Regions from separate parts of the Mus musculus genome. Here all the other regions are linked to region 1. A link is a loop called in an ENCODE intact Hi-C map of the cell type or tissue named here. Cell type or tissue: heart. All regions are shown on one strand.

What was found. Hi-C counts contacts between places; a loop is a spot of excess contacts. Peaks named below come from ENCODE experiments on the same cell type or tissue, not always from the same donor. Only the 100,000 strongest peaks of a DNase experiment are listed, where the experiment ranks them.
Region 2: a loop joins it to region 1, with 4 times the contacts of the local background. A loop is called at or near these places in 7 of 42 quality-filtered maps.
Region 3: it touches region 1 in a loop (2.3-fold over the local background); 5 of 42 quality-filtered maps call a loop at or near these places.

Annotation. Positions count from the first base shown.
Region 1 is chr1:10,991,906-10,994,405 of GRCm38, reverse strand. It overlaps Prex2 (phosphatidylinositol-3,4,5-trisphosphate-dependent Rac exchange factor 2), which reads right to left and starts at 941. Exons shown (of 40, transcript NM_029525.1): 1 at 497-941. The coding sequence starts at 613. In heart, no CTCF peak of the experiment used is centred here; a DNase peak (open chromatin) is centred at 1,045; H3K4me3 peaks cover 1,259 bases; H3K27ac peaks cover 1,124 bases.
Region 2 is chr1:11,045,498-11,047,997 of GRCm38, reverse strand. All of the region lies in intron 1 of Prex2 (phosphatidylinositol-3,4,5-trisphosphate-dependent Rac exchange factor 2), which reads right to left. Among named protein-coding and RNA genes, the nearest start is that of Prex2, 53 kb to the right of the region's middle. In heart, no CTCF peak of the experiment used is centred here; a DNase peak (open chromatin) is centred at 957.
Region 3 is chr1:10,878,825-10,881,324 of GRCm38, reverse strand. No RefSeq gene overlaps it. Among named protein-coding and RNA genes, the nearest start is that of Prex2, 110 kb to the left of the region's middle. In heart, a CTCF peak has its summit at 1,223; no DNase peak of the experiment used is centred here.

The sequences.
Region 1 (2,500 bases):
GGCGCACACATGTGGCTTTAATATGCAACAGCTGCCAGGGATGGTGACCCCGCTGCTCTTGCTCCTTCGCCTCCACCCTCAGAATCCAACGTTTCAATGATTATACCTAAAGGGACTTCACTGCTGTTGATCTAATAACCGACTCCGGCTACACAACATTCAAGGACTTTTAAAACACTGCATGTACCTGAAGGTAGCAAATTGAGACACAAAATCAAAACAAAATATGAGCCGAAAGAAAGAGGATAAGGAAAATGACACAATGAAATTTGCCCTGGGAGATGGATAAAGAAAATTAAGCGCAGATGGAACAGGCAGAATGGCCACTGGTTAACTTCTCCCACGCGAGTTCTTCAAGGCCTTGGCCACTCTGCACCCGTTCATCTACAGGTCTGTCCCCCGAGTCCCCGCGGTCCCCGCGTCACCTTTACGGATGCCGGGTGCTGGCGCAGACAATGCTCCAGACTTGGTGCCGTGCGCGGGGCCGGCTACTCACCGACACCAGGAACTCCAGCGTGCCCACGTAGTCGCGCTCGGTCTTCTGCAGCTCGCTGAGCACGCACACGCGCAGGCGAAGCTGCTTGTCTACTTCCCTGGCGCTTTCGTCGCTCATGGTGGCCGGCGGGGCGCGGAGCTGGGGGCAAGTGCGCTGCCCCGCGCCTGCTGCCGCCACTGCCGCCACTGCCGCCAGCAAAGTTGCCGCCTCTGCCGAGTCCCAGCCGGAACGCGTAGCTTCACATGCTGGCCGGAGGCCGGGGTGTGGGCAGAGGACTGTGCTCGGGCTGCGGTGCGAGCGCGGGACGCGCGGGACGCGCTGGACTCAGAACGGGACAGTCCCCGGAGAGCGGGAACCCAGCCCGGCCCGCTGCTCCGGCCTCACGCGGCTCCAGCCCGAGGGGAGGCGGCTCCAGCCACAGCGGTGACTTGGACATCAATCAAATGCTTTCAATCCATGTGACTCCGACCCTTTACCCTTAGCCAAATCTCAGGAAAAAGGAAACACAACCCTGGGGAAGTGTATCCTGCCAGCTAACTAAACACACACACACACACACACACACACACACACACAGGATGGAACTAATCCGAGGTTCCCAAACCTAGAAGGACACTTGTGAGGGCTGCTCTTGGGAATCCCGCCCACTGTTTAGCTTTAATGTGTTTTGCACCAAGTCTGAAAGCAAAGAAACAAGTCCCCGCGGTTACATAACTGCTTGGGAACAAAACAACCACACCACTGACCCTCCCGCGTTTGACAAGGAACACATTGATTTTGAGTTTTCGTCTACTACGAAACAGGTTCGGTTTATAGAAAAAAACAGCAAACAATGTTATTTCACAGGCAGACAACCTCTGTCAAAGCTTGAAATGTCAATTAGTGTGATAAATGAGGACATCAGAGCAAAGTAGCAGCCCTTACCTATGCACTGATTCACATAGAATAAGCATCACCCTGGCTGAGTACTTTGTAACACCGGGTGTATCTAAATTTTTTAAGTCTCACTGTAGTATTTCACTATCAGTTTAAATTCAAGAATATTTGTTCTCAGCTGTTTCCAAGAATTGTAATTTTAAAAAGATACAAATGTTGGATGAGGATGCATAGTAGGTGATTGACAGATGATACCTGAAAGACAGGTGGATGATAGCTGATTGACAGAGGACACACAGAAGCTAGTTATGCTTCAGTTTTGAAATGGAATGGCCAACGCATTTGATTTTAATGTTTAAGTTTATTGAATTCTCCCTTGGGACCAGAACCAAAACCTATAAATCTAACAAACCAAGTGATCCATTTGCATTTCCATCTAGATATTATCAACACATACTTTCAGAGCCATTTTTTCTACTTTACATAGTGTACAGCTAATGACATTTAAATAAATGGAAGTCGCACTCCTGAGGCAAGGAAGAGGCGGCCAAACTTGTTCCAAGATTCAGCAACCTGAGATAAACTAAAGATGTTTCCCTCGTTATTTACACTAAAGTTATCTCCAGTTTCCCATAAGTCTTTTCAAAATATGATTGTGACTTCCATGAAACAAAAAGGAATCTCGTACCTTCTTCTCATATTAAAGATTCAATATTTGAATAATATGAATGACGCTGATGGGAAAGGTAGCTTTTCTGTTTCCCTTGCATCTGGCTATTTAGAGGCAGCCAGGAGCAAAGGGCAAATAGTGTGGACAGCTTCACACAATAGCAGAAGAACAAAGGACGCAAAAGACAGACCTCACAGAGCCTGGTAAACAATAAACAAAAGAAACCAGAAAGCAGAGGAAATACACCCAACAGCTAGTGGGAATCAACCTCTCTGTGTTCCACAGGTAGTAGTGAATGAATGCACTTTTTGCCCCCAAGAGAAAAAAATGATATAAACAAGACAGAGTTCCATCTAGTGCTCTGAATGAAATAGAATGTTTTCTCTTGCCATTTGTTCCCAGTTAGAAAGCCACATTTCTATCAAGCCATTTTGTCTATGTATAGACCTCTAGAGCAA
Region 2 (2,500 bases), 54 kb before region 1:
TAATGAACTCTCAAACAATAATAATAATTATAATTTATCAGACTGGTTTACAATATAAAATCACATTAGACTCTCTTGGGTATGATGAATGTTTTGGATTTGAGTTTGGGTTTTGTTTGTTTGTTTGTTTGTTTGTTTGTAAAGGAGCTTAATGACATAAAAATAATATAATTTTGATGGCATTAACAACAACATCAACAACAAAAAAAAAAATCCAAAAAGATAGGAGAAAAAAAAGAATAGGATGGTTCTAATGTGCCATCAGTAGCTGACACTTTCTTCTGACATCTGTAGGCATGGTACACCAATACACATGAAGCAAAACACCCATACACACAAAACATATCTGTGTTGAAGGAGGGATGTTATCATTTGTATAAGTGTCTGTGGATGCACAACATAGCATCAGATCTCCTGAAGCTGTACTTAAAGACAACTGCGAGACACCTGGCATAACTGCTGGAAACCAAACTCTCAGATGCTCTGCAAAAGCAGAAGTCACTCTTAGCTATGGAGCCCTCTCTTCAGCCCCAGAAATGAATTTCTAAAACCAGCTCATAATCTCATGTGACTGTCTTCATGACTTATCCTTAATTAGGCATTGTCTAAACTGCTTTATTTTTAATACTGTACAAATATTTATGCTGCGGTGAAGACAGACTATTGTGCCTTTGATATAATACTTCACATTGTACTGGTTGGGAATTTACATCGATAGCAGATAACTTAAATAGCACAGCACAATGAAAGAAAAGGCCAAGGGGGAAACACAATATAGATAATATTTTCAAGTGCAGCTTTTTTTCCGGCACAGGAAACTGGTCATTTCCCAAATTTAAAGTGCAGAACACTATTTCTGTTCAAGTCATTATTCAAGAATCCAGTTCCCATGAAAAGGAAATGTTAGCAGTGGGGGGCAGAAACAACCCAATGAAAAGAGTCAGGATCTAAGCAGAAGCCCCACCTCCCTGGCACCCATGGCCTCTCTTTTCTACCTATGATCTAACTTAGTGCCTAATCTTATGAGAGACAGGAGGATAAGTTATCTTTATGGGAGACATTTTGTTCAATTAATAGAAAGACTTCTTTTCATCTTGAGATTTATGTACCCGAGAAATATAGGGGCTAACTTAACCCTTCCCTTAAGGCTAACTACAACAAAGAGGCACCTACACCCTGGAAACTTTATAGTACAGATTGTTATCCACTGCTCCTTCAGACTTAACATGTCCCCTTCTCCACTTTTCTTAGAACCCAACATTGTCTTCACCATCTTCAGTCACTAAACAGCTCCTCCCTATCATACTTTATCATAGTATCTCCTTTCCTTTCAAATTCTGTTCTTTGTCTCTCCCGAAAGCAAGTGAAGTATCATAACCAAACTGGCTAAGGTTAGGCCAGTTTACAGGTAAACATTCACAGTACAGAGATTACCAGGAAACAGTCCAACAACTAAAGGATTCAGTATCTGAAAGGAAGCATTTCCAATCAGTGGGGAAATGCCAGGTGTTGGAACAGGCTGCCACTGGCTTCAAATCAAACTCTCCCAATTACCAGATAAGCAACTTGACACTTGAGACAGAATTTCATATTTGTGAAATAAAACTTATAACAGTCTTTGTAACTTTGGGATTTCTATAGGGAAAAAAGTGTGCATGTGTGTGTGTGTATGTGTGTGTATGTGTGTGTGTGCATGAGAGAGAGAGAGAGAGAATCATATCTATGACATCACTATATATGTTCTGTTATTTTTGTATTTTAATTTTCATCACCAAATGCACTTACCAAGTATGATTTTCATTATTTTTGTTACTAATAGCAGTGTCTTGAGGAACACCTTCAAGAAGACGTGTACAGATGTCTACACAGCCCCATAATCCCAGCATTTGAGAGTGGAAAAATCAGGAGTTCAAGCTTATCCCTGGCTACAGAGGGAGGCAAAGGCCAGCCTGGGTTACGTGAGACCATGTGTCAAACAAAAGAAAACAAAATAAACTAGCAAACGTAAAGGTGAAGAGGGAGAGGAGGAGGAGGAGTGAAAGGAAAAGGGCAAAACAGAATTAATCCAGTCACCATGACAACTACCTGCAATGCCAGCACTGAGAGGTGAAGACAGAAAGGTTTGTTTCAGACCAGTCTGGGACATGCAGAGAGAAGAGGTCTGGCTGTCTGCCACAGCGACACTCTACACTGTGATCTGCAGCATCAATAACCAGCTAAGAGAAACAGATATTATGTGTGCACATAAATAGGTACAACTTGAAAAACTTTTCCAAGATGCTCATAATCTTTCTCCATAATTCATCTTGTAACACCATTTAAACAACCTGGAATGGGATATCTTAAAAATATGAGAAAGAGGCTAAATAAAAACTGAAAATTAGGGACAATAATCATCAGCTATCCTAATGTTTCAACAATGGGAAAATAAAATATGAAATACCAGAAATTCATCTACATGTCTCACAAATAAAATAGGAGGCAGCAAAATGTTACTAAT
Region 3 (2,500 bases), 110 kb after region 1:
TCTATCAAAGACCCTCTGAAGTATTTAGTAATCTTACACAACAGACTGAGCTTGAAAAGACCTCAAGAGTTCCACCCCAAATGACGTCTATATCCCCTATGAGTGGACACTGTCTGAGAGGGCACACTACAGCTCAAAGACCTACAAGAGAAGATGTTCTGCCTTCACAAAGCAAGGTAAACCAGCAGATAGCGTTTTTGTGTACATGGATGAGTTCAAAATACCTCACCAGAGTCTTGTGATATTATCTACAAAGAATAAAAATGTATAAAGGAGAAATCTTTCATTCATAATAGTGATCAACTTTATTAATATAGTTTCCTTAAAGTATAAGATATTTTTTATATTCACCTGCTCATGTCTCCTCTTCCTCTGCTTTCCTCATTTCTTCCTCTTTCTCCTTCTAGTCTACTTCTTTTGTCCAGCCTCTTATGTATGCTTTCATGTCCCATGAACATATGTCAAACACAAGCATATGTCACACACATGCATATGCATATAATATATAATATGGTATATATATATATATATATATATATATATATATATATATATATATATTCTGTAAAGCATCACATAATTTATATATCATATAAATGATAATTTATATGTTTATCTCCCAAATCCCAGGAATCAAGGCAATCGCCAGTGCTTTAGAGTAGATGTGAGGTTATATTTGCCATGCTCTCAGAGAGCTTGGTGCCCACCCCAGTGCTCAGCGACCTAAGGAAGCAGCTGTTAGCTGGAGTCTGTGATGGCTGTAGTGGGTTGCAAGCAAGGGCTTTGTGAGCTGTGATGAATCTGCTGCAAGAGGAAGTGAGTCAGAGCTGAAAGCAGCATAGTCTCTCTTGCCGCAGACTCTGGTAGTCTTTCATGATGCAAATCACTCAGTTTTGTAAGACTCCGGGGAGCCTTAGCTTACCCAGGACCACCTGAGTAACCACTTGGAGCCGGAATCGGTATCGATGCAAAATGCAAGAGAAATTTATTGTTCCAGTGCACTGGGGTCATCTCAGATCTGAAGGAAAGGTAGCCACCACCACCATCCTTTCAGTTAGTTTTTATATGGTTTCCAGGAGCAGGATAGAGCATCGGCAACTGGGCACAACTTGATTGGTGGAACACTGCCCCCTTTAAACTGATTGGTCTTTAGGGAATGAGGTGACAAGCATTTCCCTTGTCTGACAGTAGGCAACAATCAGTCCTGCGGGATATGTCCCCACCCGCAGGTCGCTTTCTTCCCTGTGGTCTGAGGAATGTTAATTACCCTCTCCCTTCTAGAGAGGCAAGTGTTTTCGTGTCCTTCCAAACTTCCTAAACTGACCTTTTCAGTTTCATTATGTATCATTGGGCTTATCAAAAATTAATATTAACCCAGTGGTTGAAATTGGTTACTAGAACTTTGCTGAGAGTTGTTTTTTGTTTTTGTTTGGTTGTTTTTTTTTTTTTTTTTTTTTTTTTTTTTGGTTTTTTGAGACCGGGTTTCTCTGTATAGCCCTGGCTGTCCTGGAACTCACTTTGTAAACCAGGCCTGCCTCTGCCTCCCAAGTGCTGGTACTTTTTACTTTTTGATTTTGCTTGTTTTTTGGTTTTATTTACTCATTTAAAACATTAAAATATGTGTATATATGTTCTTTTATATGGATGTCTATACACCACGTGCTTACCAGGTGTCTACAGAGACCAGAAGTGGATGTTGGATCTCCTGGAATTGGAGATACAGACAGTTGTGAGCACCATGCAGATGCTGTGAATAGAACCTGGTTCTCAGAAAGAAAAACCAGTACTCTTAGCCACTGAGTCATTTCTTTGGCTGCATGTTTTTTGTTGTTGTTGTTTTTTGGTTTTTTGTTTTGTTTTGTTTTTTTGTAGTGGTTTGGTAAAGAAAATGAAGAAATTGGGGAGAGAAAGCATGGGAGAAACCATAAAGGGAATCAGGCTATGAATTATAAATTATTAAAACTATCATTATGACATCAGTCTGGCTCACAGTTTGCTTATAATAGAAGTTAAATTGCCACTTTAATGTTTTAGTGGCTAATTTATACATAGTCTTTCATTTATACTTTATTTTAAATTTATTTTATGTGTATAGTATTTTGCCTGAACAGATGTCTGTGTATCATTTGTGTGTAACGCTTATTAAGAGAAAAGATCCCTCAAGCTTGGAATTATAGACAGTGGTAAACTGCTGTCTGGGTGGTGGGAATCAAACTTAGGTCCTCTTCCAGCAGCCAGTGCTTGTAAACCACTGAGCTTCCAGGCCTTCTTCTACACTTCAGTTAGAAAACTTGAAGAAAGACTCAAGGATTTTGTTTTAGTCCCTAACCTAATCTGCACTGCTCTAAAAGCCTGGAAAACTGAGTTGATGGTATCATTTGAGCTCCATGAGAGCAGAGTTCACACCTGGCTTTTCAGTACTGAATTTCCAAGGATTGGTACAATGTTTAGTACATACCTAGTTTTCAATAAGTACCAGTTAAATAAATTTCTGTTGGCC